Regions from separate parts of the Homo sapiens genome. Here region 2 is linked to region 1. Evidence: chromatin loops called from intact Hi-C (ENCODE). Cell type or tissue: PC-3. All regions are shown on one strand.

Region 1 (8,000 bases):
GTGCTGATAATAACTCCATCACAGTGTAATTATTAGCACTAGTGGAATCATGAATGACATGTGAGAGAGCATTGTATTTTAAGGAGTGCTATTCAAAGATACAGTGAACTGTGGCCTTAGTATCACTATATTAAACCTTCCACATTTCTGAGTATTGTTTGAGGAAATCTTCCTGCCACACTCTTCCTTCACACTCTTCATATGAATGGCTAGTATGTAACATAATTGACTAATCAACATGCCACCAATTTGTATTTCTTCAGTAAATCTTCAGCAGACATCTGAAGGAGCTGAAACACTAAAGCAAAATAAGATGATTTTGAAATAATCAGTTCCCAAATGTGAACACATGTGATGCATGCTTGACAAACCCTTGGAGTAATTATCAAGTCATTAGCAATGATTTTGAAAGAAGGATTTCTAAACATTCTTGGTTATACATTTCATGTCTTTGTCTTTGTTTTATTTTTGGGGGTTGGGGGCCTGAGATTTGGGAATCCACTGGGGCTGAAAACATAGGCATCTCTTTTCTGGGACAATGAGGAGAGAAGAGTAAGGCAGCCAATTGACTCAGTCTTCATAACCAGTGATTTACAAAAGAACAGACCGTCTGTCATTTTTTAAAAATGGGATTTTCTGGCAATTTATTAGAGAAAACATAAACGGTCACCCAAAGGAAATGGATAAGAGAACTATGATTTCATTCTTGTACTGTTTCCATTAGAAGTTTATGACAATGGGTAATATTTATTGAAAATCAACTATGAACAAGAAGATTTATATGTATTATAACCTTGATGGACTATTTTCCTCACTCCACACATAGACAGACTGATATTCTGAAATGCAGTGTGTCTTATTTGAGACTAGGACTGTCTGGTTCCAAACCACCACTTTACCACTATTCTGGACAAACAGGTCTGATTAAGGGACAGTTGGAAGGTGAACAGGGGTTGCAAGTTATGATAAACGATTTGCCTGAACCACACATTCCATGGCAAGCAACTTTCCCAAACCATGCCACGATACCCATTATTTCAGAGTCTTGCCAGCAGTAAGTGTGCTGTTTCTTCAGTCAGTGCATTCCTGAGCATGCAAAGGAACTTCTCTAGACATTTCCCAAATCAGAAAGTGTGGAAAAGGTCCAACTGTGTGTACACCCCTCATGGACAGATGTGTGAGGTTATAAAGGGAATTGTAGAGTTTATCTGCCAAAGAGATGCAAAAGTTGATGACATTTTTTCTAAAGTGATTTTTTTCAACTGAGATAAGATCTATTTAATCTGTAGTGGGTTGGAAAAAAACTCATCTAAGTTTCTCTCTTTTAAAATACTTTTACATAAAAATTGAACAGTTGCTATTGTAATTACTCATCATTGTTATTACCATTATTATATTATAACCACTTATTAAAAATAACATTAGGAATTTCTCATGTAAGAACCCCTTGTAAGGAAGGTTCTGAAAAACTGAATTCTCATTCATTTCCTGATTTGCAAACATGCACAGCATTTTCTACTGTAAGAACAATCCCAGCACTAAATTCTTTTTCTTAAGAGAATTCCATTCCTTCTGCCCATTTCTCTCTGACTCAATAACTTAAATTGTATTGCATTTTGCCTGAAATTCCAGGATTAGTAGTTCAAAGTAAGTGTTTTCCACTTCTGTGACCTTCCTTGAAAATGAGAATTTCTCCTACTCGAGTTCAACCTGATATGTCTATAGATGAATTTCTTCATCAACATATATTCTTTGTTCCTCTTTTTAGGTATTAGAAATCTTTGCCTTGTAGTCTTTATTATTTTATTCTTAAGTCTTGTCTTTTTCCGATTACCTCATAAGCTAATTTATAGGTGGGAAAACACTGGAGTTTTTCTTCTTTAGCCACTGAGCTATAATCTTGAACTGAAAAAAAAAAGGTAGAAAAAAAATTTTATTTTCTTGTTCTGAGGACATTCATTTATCATATATTTACCAATCACTCCTCTGGGCTGGACATATATTGATGTACCTTCTCTCATGCAGTTTTTCTAACACAAATAAGTGAACAAATGATGAAATAAGAAAATTTCATATGCTGTAAAGAAAATTAAACAGGATAATAGAATGCTATAGAAGAGCCAACAATGTGAAGATTTGGGCCAGGACTACCCCGTGCTGGGGACAAGCAAGTACAAAGACATGAGATGATAACCAGGGTACAATATGTGTTCCCAACAGCAAGGGTGTGAAGTCTCATTGGTAGGAGATTTAAGGGTGGAAATTCTTCTTTATGGGGAATAATGTGAGAGAGAGGTTGGGTGGGGACAGAGTTAGAGGAATCAGATCTTAAATAAAATTGTGACAATTCTGATTTATTTTTTGTAAAATAATACAACAAATGGTTTGTATCCTTACCAATTTAAATAAATAAATGTTATTGGTATTTAAATAAATAAATGTCATTGCTATTCTCTCCAGGTCAGAAGAGAATACCAGTGACATTTATTTACTTAAATTAGTAATAATGCTTAATTCTCTATTAATTTCCAATAGCCTTTCAAAAACTTTCCTCAACTTGGAAGTAAATAACAAAACTGAATGAGAAAAAGACTAGAAAAAAAATTTCAAAATGTTTTTTGAGGAATAAAATTTACATATGATGTCTCAGAACCAAAGTATTAAACTCAACATAGCCTCCTTTGTCATGAAATGTAGTGAAGCCACCTGCCTCTGAACCCATGAGAGTAGGATGACTATTGAATTGCCTACATACCCACTATCTATGCCTTAGGCACAGATGAAAATCTGAGGTATAAATTGTTCTACCTAGAACCAGGGATTTGAAGGGGAAGGCCTACTGCACAACAGTATCCTCTTCTGCCCTCAAATAGTCTTATAAACCTTCTAAAAATGTCTCAGTCATTATAATTTGTAATTTAAGATCTTCTCTCATGTGCTTCCCATCTTTCTTTCCAGTTAATAATGTTCCTCTCCAACCCTGCCAAGTTTGGGGTATTTGAGGAATAGATACATGAATCAGACTAATGATGATAAAACATGAGCTTTATATTTGGTAGATAAAACATTAGCTTTAAATTTGCATCTATAACCACAATGAGATTTCCAAAAGCCTTGCTTTTGAGATAATCTACTTAAGAGTGAGTTTCAGTTTTCTGAGCAAAATGTTTTCCCAGAATTGATGCCTTATTTCCAATGTATCCCCATGTAGTACCAACCAATGTTAGAGATCTGAAGATATTGAGATTTGGTCCGCCAAATGCATCCATTGTTCAAGAAAATCTTGTCTTCCTTCACCTTTATGAGTAAGAAAATAATATAGGAAGATATGTTAGAAAAACAAACGTATGAGCCTTTAAAAAAAGAGTAAAAGTAGAGTTACAGATTCAGAAAACAGTATACACATATAGTTCACTGAATTTTTACAAATATATAACAACTGTGTTACCAGCATCTATAACAAAGTAGTAAGGAACTCTCACTCAGAAAAAATCTCCATTCAACTAGCCTCCAACATAGGACTGGGCCTGTTCGATCATTGTCCTGTCATTCGTTATTTTTAAGTAGTTCTTATCTTTCTTGTACTTTCTCTTTAGGTCTATTATTATTTCCCTGGTTTTCCCAGGACAGTCCTATTGTCATGGTGAAATTATTTGTAGTGGGTTGAATAGTGTCCCCCCCAAAAAGAGATATGCCCACTGAGAACTACATAATGTGACCTTATTTGAAATAAGGGTATTTGCAGATGTAATCAAGGTAAAGATCCCAAGATGAGACCAACCTGTATTAGGGTGGAGTAAACTGTAAATTCAATGATGAGTGTCCTTATAAGAGAGATAAAGGGAAGACACAGAGACATAGAAGTCCATGTGAATAGAAAGACAGAAATTGAAGTGATACAGCTATTAATACAAGCTAAAGAATATCCGAAGAATATCTAATAACACAAGCCAAAGAATATCTAGGATTGCTGGGAGTTACCAGAAAGTAGGAAAAGGAAAGAATGAATTCTTCTCCAGAGACTACAGAGCAGGAACAGACCTGCTGACATTTGTATTTCAGACTTGTAGCTTCCAGAACAATAAGAAAACAAATTTATGTAATTATAAGTCACCAAATTTGTGGTAATTATTTACTGCAGTCCTAGGAAATTAATACATTATTAATAATTCCCCTTTTCAGTCTCAAAAGTGTCCCAGTTTGGATAATAAATTATATGGTCACCCTTAGTCCCTAGGAGTTCTCATTCCATAAACTTCTCAGGAATTTCCTTCAGACATCAGTCAATACCTATAACCCACTTATAATAAAATAACTGTGGTGTATTAAAACTTGTCTATTTACACTTGACATAACTTTTGTTGATCTTTACAGATTAGTCTACATTTTCTGCAGCTCCTTGGTTCTTCTGGCCCCATTTTCATAGACACAGTTCTTTGTAAACTTGCATAGTAGATATTCTATCTGTAGCTTTTAAAAAGCACTTCCAAGCATAGACATGCATTGCTTAGGAATGAGGATATCTTCTGAGAAATATGCTGTTAAGTCATTCTGTCCTTGAGCAAAAACACTTAAGCTATATGATATGGCCTATTGTTCCTAGGCTACAAGCCTATACAGCATGTTACTGTACTGAATATTGTAGGCAATTGTAACACGATAGTAAAAAAAATGTGTATCTATATATATCTAATCATAGAAAAGGTAAAGCTATGGTATAAAATGGTAGACTTCTACAAGGCAGCTCCATTATAATCTTATGAGATTACTGTCGTATATGGAGTTCATAGTTGACTGAAATGTTGTTATGCAGTGTATGACTATGTTTTTTTTTTTAATTTTTTTTGAAATGGAGTTTCGCTCTTGTTGCCCAGGCTGGAGTGCAATGGTGTGATCTCGGCTTACTGCAACCTCCGCCTCCCGGGTTCAAGCGATTCTTTTGCCTCAGCCTCCTATGCATGACTATGTTTTCTTGGGTCTTGAATCCTTGTGGAGAAGTCATTTTATTTACTCTCTGAAATTTTACCTCTCTTTCTTTGAAGATATCCTTGCAGCTCAAGTCACTGTCTCTGATCAAATAAAAATATTTCTTTTGGTAGTTGGAGTGGCAGAACAAAATGGTAAAATAGAAAGCTCCTCCAATCATCTCTCCTGCAAGGACACTAAGTTAACAACTATCCATATGGAAAAAACACCTTCACGAGAACCAAAAATCAGGTGAGCACTCATAATACCTGGTTTTAACTTACTATCGCTAAAGGAGGCACTGAAGAGTTAGAAAAAACAACCTGAATTGCTGATGCTACACCTCCCCTATCAACACCCCCACACTCCCTAACCCCCCACCCCCGACGCCCCGCCTCAGCAGCATGGTGTAGGGAGCCTCTCTGGGCACTGGGGAAGGGAGAACCCAGCAATTGTGAGGCATTGAACTCAGCGCTGTTTCTGTTACAGCAGAAAGGAAAACCAGAGCAAATTCAGTTGACTCCCACCCACAGAGGGAGGATTTCAACCAGCCCTAGACAGAGGGGAATCGCAGATTCCAGAGGTCTAATCTTGAGTGCCCACAAACCTGACCATCAACAGCCAAAGTGCTCTCAGTCTCCAAGTAAACTTGAAAGGTAGTCTAGGTCGTAAGACCTGCAAATCTTAGGCAAGTTGTAGGGCTGAACTATGCCCAGAGAGAGTGGACTTTTGGGGGCACACAACATACTAAGACACCAGCTGGGGAAGCCCAAAGGAGTGCTGGCATCACCCCTTTCCTAATCCTAGGCTGCACAGCTGGTAGCTCCAAAAGAGACTCCTTCCTTCAGCTTGATGAGAGGAGAGGGAAGAATAGGGAGGACTTTGTCTTGCCTCCTGGAAACAGCTCAGCCACAGCAGGATAATGTACTGGTCGGAGTCATGAGGCCTCCATTCCAGGCCCTAGCTCCCAGATGGCATTTCTAGAAACACCCTAGTTCAGAAGGGAATCTGCTGCCTTGAACCCCCTGGGTTATGCTGCTAACTAAAGAGCGCTTGGGCCCTGAGTAACGAGCAGCAATACCCAGGTACTACACTGAGGGACTTGGTGAGCCTCTGAGACTTGCTGGCTTCAGGTGAGACTCAGCACATTACCAGCCATGGTGGCTATGGTGCAAAAGTCTTTATGCTTGAGAAAAGCAGAGAGAAAAGAAAAGGGGACTTTGTCTTGCACCTTAGGTACCAAGACTGCCACAGGTAGGTAGAGCACCAAGCGGGCTCTTGGGGTTCCTGATTCCAGGACTTGACCCTTGGATGGCATTTCTTGACCTGCCTTGGGTCAGAGGGGCACCCACTGCCCTAAAGTATAAGTCCCAGGCCAGACAGCATTTACCACAAACTGACTTAAGAGACCTTGGGCTTTAAGGGAACATCAGTGGCAGTCTGGCAGTACTCCTGGCCAGAGGCAGTGTTGGCTATGGGGTGAGTCTCCTTTGCCTTTGGAAAGGGGAGAGAAGAGTGGAAATGGCTACATCTCCTGGTTTGAGTGCCAGTTTAGCTGCAATACAATATAATACCAGGTATACTTCTAAAGTTTTTGACTTTTGTCCTTGACTCCCAGAGGGTACTTCTAGACCCACTCAGGGCCAGCAGGAGCTTGCCACCCTGAAGGGAAGAACACAGGCCTGGCTGGCCTTGCCACCTGCTGATCGTAGAGACCCAGGGCCTGTAGCAAACATTGGCAATAGCCAGGGAGTGGTTACAGCAGGCCTTGGGCAAGACCGAGCTCTGTGCTGGTTTCAGGTCAGTCAGTCATAGTGATGGTGGCCACTTGTGTCACTCCACCCCCAGATGTAGGTTTTCAAGAAAAGAGAGAGAGACTGTATGTTTGGGAGAAAGTAAGGGAAGAGAAGAGTCTCTGCCTGGTAATCCAAAGAATTCTGTCGGATCTTGTCCAAGACTATCAAGGTGATTCCTCTACAAGTCTACAAGAACTAGGACATTACTGAGCTTGGGGTGCCCCATAAAGTAGAAACATCTTAGATTACGATATCGAAGTCCTTTCAAATATCTGGAAAGCCTTCCCAAGAAGGATGGCTACAAATAAGCCCAGGCAGTGAAGACTACGATAAATGCCCTAACTCTTCAGTGCCCAGACACCAGAGAACATCTACTAGCATCAACACCATCCTGGAAAACATGACCTTACTAAGTGAAATAAATAATGCACCAGAAATCAACCCTGGAGGAACAGAAATATGTGACTTTTCAGTTAGAGAATTCAAAATAGCTGTGTTGAGGAAACTCAAAGAAATTCAAGATAACAATGAAAGAATTCAGAATTATATCAGATGAGTTTAACAAAGAGATTGAAACATTTAAAAAGAATCAATCAGAAATTCTGGAGGTGAAAAATGCAATTGGCATACTGAAAAATCCATCAGAGTCCTTTCACAGCAGAATATATCAAGCAGAAGAAAGAATAGGTGAGCTTGAAGACAGTCTATTTGAAAATATACAGAGGAGATGAAAGAAAACAATGAAGCATGTCTACAGAATCTAGAAAATAGGCTCTAAAGGTTAAATCCAAGAGTTGTTGGCCTTAAAGAGGAGGTAGAGAAACAGATAAGGGTAGAAAATTTATTAAAAGGGATAATGGCAGAGAACTTCCTAAGCCTAGAGGAAGATATCAATATCCAAGTAAAAGTAGGTTCTAGAACACTGAGGAGATTTAACACAAAGCAGACTACCTCAAGGCATTCAATAATAAAACTCCCAAAGATCAAGGATAAAGAAAGAATCCTAAAAGCAGTAATAGAAAGGAAACAAATAATAAATAATGGAGCTCCAGTATGTCTGGTAGCAGACTTTTCTCTGGAAATTTTACAGGCCAGGAGAGAGTGACAAGATATATTTAAAGTGCTGAAGGAAAAATAAATAACTTACCCTAGCATAGTGTATCTTGTGAAAATATTTTTTAATCATGAAGAAGTAATAAAGACATCCCCAGACAAACAAAAGCTGAGGAATTTCATCAA
Region 2 (8,000 bases), 110 kb after region 1:
ACCCACAAACAGGTAACCCTTGTTATTAGTGACTTTTGAATCCTTCTATAGATACTTTATTTTTTATTCAAGGCAATACAAATGTAAGCTCCAATATTTCTTATGTTATAAAATAGAATATCTTAGATGTCTTTATGTATCAAAAAATAATATGGAATGATAGCTATAAATGTTAAAGGAAAAATACTTTTCAGTAATTGTCTGCCAAATTATTGAAATTATCCCTAAAAGAAGAAAATATAATTTTTAAGCAAAAAAAAAGAGATAAATTTGAGAACCAATTATAGTGTCTTTTAAATTCAAATAGCCATGATAAATTTGGCAAATAAAATATGACTTCTCCACCCTCACTTGGGGATCCTGATTAAAATAATGGTGTTTCTGAATTGAAAGAACACTCAATAACCAAACCAGTACTAGAGGGGGAACTCACCTCTCAGCCTCTTTACATTCTGCCTTATTCTGGACATTATTTCAGGTAACAATGCCGCAACAATATTGAAGGTTAAAAATAAGCAAAAGAAGAGTAAAAAACAAGATTAGGTTTAAGGGTAGAAGGGATGAGATGAAAACCACAGAAGTCAGCATGGGTCACAATTTTGCCTTTGAGTGTTCTGAAATCCATATTTGAACATTATACCTCCTTAAGATAAAAACAGACAAATTTTTCAGGAGAAGTACAGCTGGTTTAGGAGCAAAGCTCTGATAGGGATTTCTCCTTGGGGTGCTTTATTATAAGGAAGACAGCATGAAGTAATGACCAACTTCTTTATTAACAGATACTATAAATCCACTTTTGGTGGCCTTTGGTAAGCACGGCTGGTTAAGAGCCATCATGTGTTTGATTATTAACCTGTGGAGGTTGACATTTTTTGTCTTCTGTTGAGTGCTGATCTGGTAAAAAGACATTGAACAAAAGCTCATCCATAGGTGGTAATATTATGAAAAGACAAAACACATGTAAGATTAGCGATCAGCCTCAACAAAATCAGGAGGTCTGTTGAAGGGTGGACAAGAATAGACGATATTTGGAAACCACAAATATCCACAAATAACCACCCTTTCATGTGGAAACATATTTCTAATCAATCTGAACTATTTACATGTGGCATGTAAAGAGACTTTTGAGAAGCATTTGATGATATGATGAAGAATTTACTACATTTAGAGAAGATGGTTGGTAAAGTACCTTATCTAGGGTAGTTAAAATACAACACACACACACACACACACACACACACACACACACACACACACACAGAGCATACTTTTATAAGTACAAAGGCATGCAATACAGATCCAAGTCAAAAGACTTATCTTTTTAATTGAAGTAATCAGGAAATCAGAATGTAAATAGAACAATAAAAACTGGTCGGTATGTAGATATTGAATTTGAAAGGAGAAATTTTATATGATCACTGTTATGGTGAACCAGAAAATTTTATTAATAGTAGAATAAAGAAATCAATTATAGTATATTCATTGTACACACCACAATACAGACAAATCTCACAGACATAATGTTGAGTGAAAAAAAGAAGCCAGACATGGAAGAATACAGATTTTAAAATTTCATTTATATAAAGTTCAAAACCAAGTACAATTTAACTGTGTTAGAAATTAGATCATGGTTCATTGGCATATGTCCTCTGGGGCATGGGTGGCAAATTTAGCTCGAGTTGAGAATCACTGATATGGTTCATAATTATAACAAAGAAGTCTGGTAAGGCAGTATGTGCCGTATCCCTGTACCTAAAACATACACCTAGTAGATGCTGGGGAGATGACGAATTTTATGGACTTACATTTGTTTAATATTATGAGCAATGTCAATGGCATGATTCCTGTCTGTCAAAAGAGTTACCAAATTCATCAAGTAAAAAGTAATTGATTTATAACTTCAGCAATTTCATAGAGCTAATTTTAAAAAACTCTTAAATCTCCAAAAAAAAAGTTAGATCATGGGTAACTTTGAGGTACTTTGACTGGTAAAGATACTAGCAGGACTTCTGGAGGTTTGGGTAATATTGTCTTTCTAGATCTGAGTCGTAGTAACGCGAGTGTTTGCTTTGAAAAATTCATTGTATAGTTCGTTGAACTGCACAGTTATGTTTTCTGTAACTTTCTGTATGTCTGCTATAATAAAAAACAAACAAGAAGACCTTATTTTGAAAAAGAATAGATAAAAATATTCAAAAACTCAGTTTTTAAATCAAAACATGTTTTTAAATTAAAAATAATGCAACTGTTTATCCTACAGACAATGGGAAGCAATGTTAACTATTGCATTAGAACTTTGAACAATATTCTACAAATTTCCTCCTCTAAAAAAGACATAGTGAACAAAAGGGCAACTACAAATAGTTTCTGGGTGTTAATTGAGTAATTTCAGGTTAATTGCATATTTTTATGTGTTTTTTACTGTTAAATGGGAAACCAGATGTACTTATCACAGTAAAACAATAAGAGATATTTAGGACCCTTTATGAATAAAGAGGTTTTAGGTTTTGTTTACTGTTATGTCTCCAGTATCTAGAACAGTGCCTAGCATATAATAGGTATTATATAAATATTTATGGATGACTGGCTGAGAGAAAATAAAAGAATGTTGTGGCTCTCTCAACATAAAAGGATTATGTTGTTGCTAAGGTGTGGCCAATATTCTTACTTCATGACTATTAAATGTAGTGTTACAATTGTAAATTAAGTCTTAGCCTCCTGGGTATTTTTGTCACTCTAGTTGCCTTGGGAACTGAGATGGAGCAGAAGAAAATAACATGGGCAAAAGCATGGGTGTGGGACACCCTGGTTACATGTGGGGGAGAATGAGTAAGTAGTTCCTTTTGGCTGAAATGTCAGGGTATTAGGGATTTAACGAGGGACAGTATTAGAAATCATGTCGGAGTTAGGATAAGAAGATGGAGTGATATTGAATATTAAGCTATGACTCTACAACTTTTATTTGAACTCACCCATGTCTGCATTTCACAGATTCACTTCCCAATGCCCTAGTGAAAGCCAATGAAATGATCTGGTCCCATGACATTGTCTGCAGAATTTTCTCGCAAACCAGCAAAATTTACTCTAAAACATATCTGAGTATCTGGAAGACATCAAGATTTTTTTTTTAGGTATCTGTTTGCTATTGTGTAATAATGTTTGAAGGTATGAATCAGTGCTGATCTATTCATTCAAAATAGATCTGCTTCTCTTTGGGTAAATGTCTGAAGGCTGTGGGCAATTGGAGACCCATCCTCACTTAGTCATAAGGCAACTGCCTGAGTGTCTGTTCAAATTTCAAGGCTTTTGTGTCAGCCTTGCTGTGTTCTGGCTGGCTTGGCACATCTTGACAAAGATTAAAAATTATGGGTATCCATAGAATGCCTTCTGGAATGCCTTGATTTTGTGCATCGTAATGAAATGAATCATACACATCTAAACAAAGGATTTTAAAAATGTAAAGCAAACAGTATAAGCTCAAACGGTCCCCGTTCCATTGAGCAGTGCTGAATATGCAATTACATTTTGAACAATAGGTATTCATAAATCAGGCAGAATACTCATGAGAAAACAGTCCTTTAATTAAATAAAAGGAGAATCAGTGTTTCTTGTTGCAGGGATTTTTGGTGGGATTAAAGGATTGTTCTCGAGCCCATCACACATGAGAAGCCTGGCTGGCTGGCTTAGAGTTCTACAGCCCCCACGTGCCCAGATGACCCAAGCTCTAAGACCAATCCAGCTTTGCCAAGTAGGAAAATTAAAACAGGCTTTGACCATTACTCCCCGTTCTGTGCTGATCTTGTCAGGCCCTCTGTGTAGTGCTGTACAGTTTGAGCATTCTATAAAGGCACTGGGCCAAGTGGGCAAGTGGAGGCAGGAATCCAACCCACATGCTGCTACCAAGCTGTGCCCCCTTGTAGCAGGACTGTGTCTGCCAAAGGACTGCCTCATTCTAATTCATTTAAAGATGTTCTGTTAACCCACAGGGGCCTGCCTAGCTCTAGTATACAATGTCCTCTGGGGTTGGTGACCCTCCTGCTCAAATATAGACCTAGTGTCACAGTATCAAACACCCAGTGCCAGGACTCTCTGAGGTGGATATCTGTACCCCCTTGAGCCATATGCCCAAGCCAGATGCTGACTGATTGTCTCTTGTCTGAACACTCTTCTTTCTCTGAGACTTGGAACCTGCTGTACTGTGAGGTTCTGCCTCGTCTCAGGGTCTAAAGAGCTCCACTGGGCACAGTCCCTTCCATTTGGCTCGTTGTTCTGACCTGGTTAGGTTGGACATTGGGTTTACTGTAGGTACAGTGAAGTTCCATAATGTGAACATTTAACGCAAAAACCCAGCTATTAGAGGTCAGCAAAGAAAAAGCAAATGAGAAAGTCAACTTAGTTTTCTCCTGTCATTCCAGTGAATAAGTATAAGCTTTAGGGTGAGCATATTTCCCATAGTGTGAACATTTTGATGTACTAATTATGATTCTAATTTTTAAAATAATATACATATTTATATATAACATGGCCCATAAATGCAAGCTGACAATCTCTTTTCTGGTACTCAGCTAAAGAAAGCATGATTTTTTTAATGCTGGGGAAAAAGGGAGGTCAGAGATGGAGCTATCTTAGAAAGATACTGAAAGCTATTCAGAAATTGGGATATTTTGTTAGGTAATTTTGACTACGCATAATTTTTTTTCTTAAAGTATCAGAGCCTGCACCTTGGTGCAAAATATGAATCTGACGTAAAGACTTTGAGGTTTTTATGTAACCATTCTCCCTGGAAGTGCCCTTGAAGTCCTTGTTCCTACCTCTCCTAGGCACATTGCTGCTAGGAGAGAGACACTACTTCAAATCTCCTCTCAGGATCATCCTTGCTGCCAGCACTTTGTGCAACAAAAGCTCTGCTCAGCAGGGTGTGGAATGTGTACAGGTTCTTTATAAAACATCAGGGAATGTTTTCCTTAAAACACTTTCTTTGGGCTTAAGATTGTAGCCTTGTCTGAAGTTCTGCATCTGGTATGGGTCAGAAGCCTAGTGAGCTGGAACTACAGTAGACCACAAAGGATAAGGAAGTCAGAGAAGCAGAAAAGAAGAGTTGAGTAATGCCAGCCATGCACCATGATCAATGAAAGGAACAATCTAGCTTCACCTCAGTTATTCCGGACACAAATAAATGTCCACTTATAAACCTTTAGAGCTGGATTAAGTTCAGGTCCAAGTAATACATTAAATTTAATAGGTGAGTGCTTGCTCTATACCAGGCATTCTTCTAGCATGCAGAAATTTATGAAGGGGCAGCTTGTCCTTCCTTGTCATTTTAGAAATAGCAACACTAAAGCCCAGGGTGGCCCAGACTTATCCAGTTACACCTAAGACACTGGCAAATGACTGAAGATAGGATTTGTTTGCTAGAAATAATTGATAAACGTCTTCAATACCATCAAGTGCTCTCCCTTACCATCATATCTTTGTGAAATTCTTATAATAAGATAAAATGCTTTCAGTGTTTTAAAGGATACCAGATGAAATAAATCTTACTCCAGTTCACCAAGACCTACACACAGCTCTCATGAACCTTTAGAACAGAGCTGTGCAAATAAAGATTCACATTTCACTTGGAGCATGGCCAAGAATGATGGAAAGTAATCAAAGAGCATTTAGCGTTTATTGTGTGTTCCACCACACCGTGCTGCCTCATATGTAACTACATTCAAAACCATTGTTCCTTGGGATTCTCTACTGAGAACATTTAATCGTATACACGGCTGCTGTCAAGTGGCTGTTTCAAAGAGACCCCTCCCCACGCCTAGTCAAGTTAAAGCGAATCCCTCTCAGTCCTCGCTGCTCATAAAGCACATAAAAAAATTAAACTCCAGCTTCCTATCTCCAAGTGCTTAAAGACTCCCAAGCAAAACCTCCTTTTTGAAGTGCTGAAAGAACAATTGGTTCTCAGAAAGTAGATCTGCTGCTGAAAGGCCAACTGACTACCTCAATAACTGCAGTGGAGGCCTCCTGGAACCCTGGGAGCCTGGGCTGAGCTCCCTCTTAGGAAAACAGCCCCTGCACAAGCCTGGCTCAGGGGCACATAGACTGGGAGAGACTTTCATGACTCTGGCAACTCATGCTCTCTAGTTGCCGTGAAAGGTCAGGCTGGCCTTGGGAAGTGAAGCCAAGAATAGTTTGATGCTTTTCCACTGGGAGGTTTGGTCCCCAGAGAGGACTATTCTTGGAGGGAATACATAGTTTACAGTGTCCAGGCAATGGGGGCTGGGGTGTTTCTTGATAATATCTGAGTGCCAAGGCAGGAACTGTGTCCTATTTGTGTAAGAATCTTTAGCATCTCACCTAGTGCCTAGTACATAACAGGATCACAGTGGGTGCTTTTGGAGTGAATGAATAAACAGAACGTAGTTAATCCCAAAATAAAAGAGATCCTCTAAATTTCTTTGCACAGAGTTCTTAATATAGTCAGTCACAGGGACTGCCTCCTGGTTCTAGCTGTCAACAAAACTGGGCCTATTATGAGCATGGCTCTGCATCCTTCATCTTGCACAGAGCTGGTACACTGTGGACCTTTAACTCACCTCAAATGATAACCACAGGAAGTGGTATACCTGCTAATGCACATGTCAGGAAGAGGCTCAGGGCTGTGGTTTCTCTGTGTGTGTGTATTTTTCCCCAAGTAGGTTTTTAAAATTCAAAACTTATGACTTGAATTTGATATTTAATAAACCAATAATATTAACTCTCTTTCTTGCCCTGTTGTATACAAGAATAGTGCTCTGAGATTATTTTCATCTGGGAATAGAGTTGCACTATTGCTATTGGGATTAAAGCCATAAAAGTGATTTTGCCTTTTTGTAGGTGATTCTATAAATAGATCATGGAACTGTAACCATGGAAGGCTCTTCAGAGGGATAAACCTGTGAGTGTGATCACATTTACAGTTATGCAGGCATGTGTAGGCATGTGAAAATTACAGCTTTTAACATAATTCTCAAGTGATATAGTCCTGTTGTATTTTTGCTGAGAATGTTTCATTTTGCTTCTTGATTCAGATACACTTATTAGGATTCCTTAGGCCAAAGGTTGGCAAGCTTTTTCTGTAAAAGACTTGCTCCTAAATATTCTATGTTTTGCAGGCCATATGGTCTCTGGTCTCTTCTGGGGCTACTCAGCTCTGTGGCTTGAGAGCAGCCACAGACACTACATATATGAATGAGCACGGCTGTGTTCCAATAAAACTTTATTTATGGACACTGGTTTACTAGAATTTTATATAATTTGTATGTATCATAAAATATTATTCTTCTAAATACCTAATGTAAATGACGAGTTGATGGGTGCAGCAAACCAACATGGCACATGTATACCTATGAACAAACCTGCATGTTGTGCACATGTACCCTAGAACTTAAAGTATAATAATAAAAAAAAAACCAGGCCCGACTTTAACATAATAAAAAAAATATTATTCTTCTTTGGATTTTTTTGGCCCTTTAAAAGTGTAAAGTTATTCTTAGCTCATGGGGTACACAAAAACAGGAGGCATGCTAGATCAGATCTGAGGGCTGTGACTGGCTGACCCCTGCCTTGGACTTCCTCAATAAAACTACCCCTGAACTTCATTTGCTGACTGATTCCATTTAGATGTGTCCATGGTAATTTCTACCACCTGGGGTCAAGCATTCACTGGCACTGTTCTTGGCTGCCACTGTGCAAATAGTCCTACCAGTCAGACACCTGGAATTTCTGTCTTTTACTCCCATTTTTAAAGTAGAGTCAAAAAAGGCACTTTGGGCCAGGGAATCTGGCATAATCAAAAGGACCGGATCATACAACTTAGAAGCACAGAGAAGTTAACTTCTAATGGGGCAAACTTGGACCAATGAAACAGGAGATGGGAAGGAGCCAAATTCTTCCTTCCTCACTCCCATGGTAACAGTTTCTCATACACACTTTTTTGAGGCATCCTGCCTGAATGTTTGCATCTGCTG

The links. Hi-C counts contacts between places; a loop is a spot of excess contacts. Peaks named below come from ENCODE experiments on the same cell type or tissue, not always from the same donor. Only the 100,000 strongest peaks of a DNase experiment are listed, where the experiment ranks them.
Region 2: it touches region 1 in a loop (2.8-fold over the local background); 3 of 110 quality-filtered maps call a loop at or near these places.

Annotation. Positions count from the first base shown.
Region 1 is chr3:30,464,330-30,472,329 of GRCh38, reverse strand. LOC101927995 (a long non-coding RNA gene) reads right to left here. Exons shown (of 5, transcript XR_007095856.1): 5 at 2,950-3,297. LOC105377013 (a long non-coding RNA gene) reads left to right here and starts at 5,158. Exons shown (of 4, transcript XR_940683.2): 1 at 5,158-5,217. In PC-3, no CTCF peak of the experiment used is centred here; no DNase peak of the experiment used is centred here; H3K27ac peaks cover 508 bases.
Region 2 is chr3:30,352,855-30,360,854 of GRCh38, reverse strand. It overlaps a transcript of LOC101927995 not described here. Among named protein-coding and RNA genes, the nearest start is that of LINC01985, 160 kb to the left of the region's middle. RefSeq lists a silencer at 5,564-5,858. In PC-3, no CTCF peak of the experiment used is centred here; DNase peaks (open chromatin) are centred at 1,794, 3,304, 5,624, 6,604 and 1 weaker place; H3K4me3 peaks cover 1,089 bases; H3K27ac peaks cover 6,267 bases.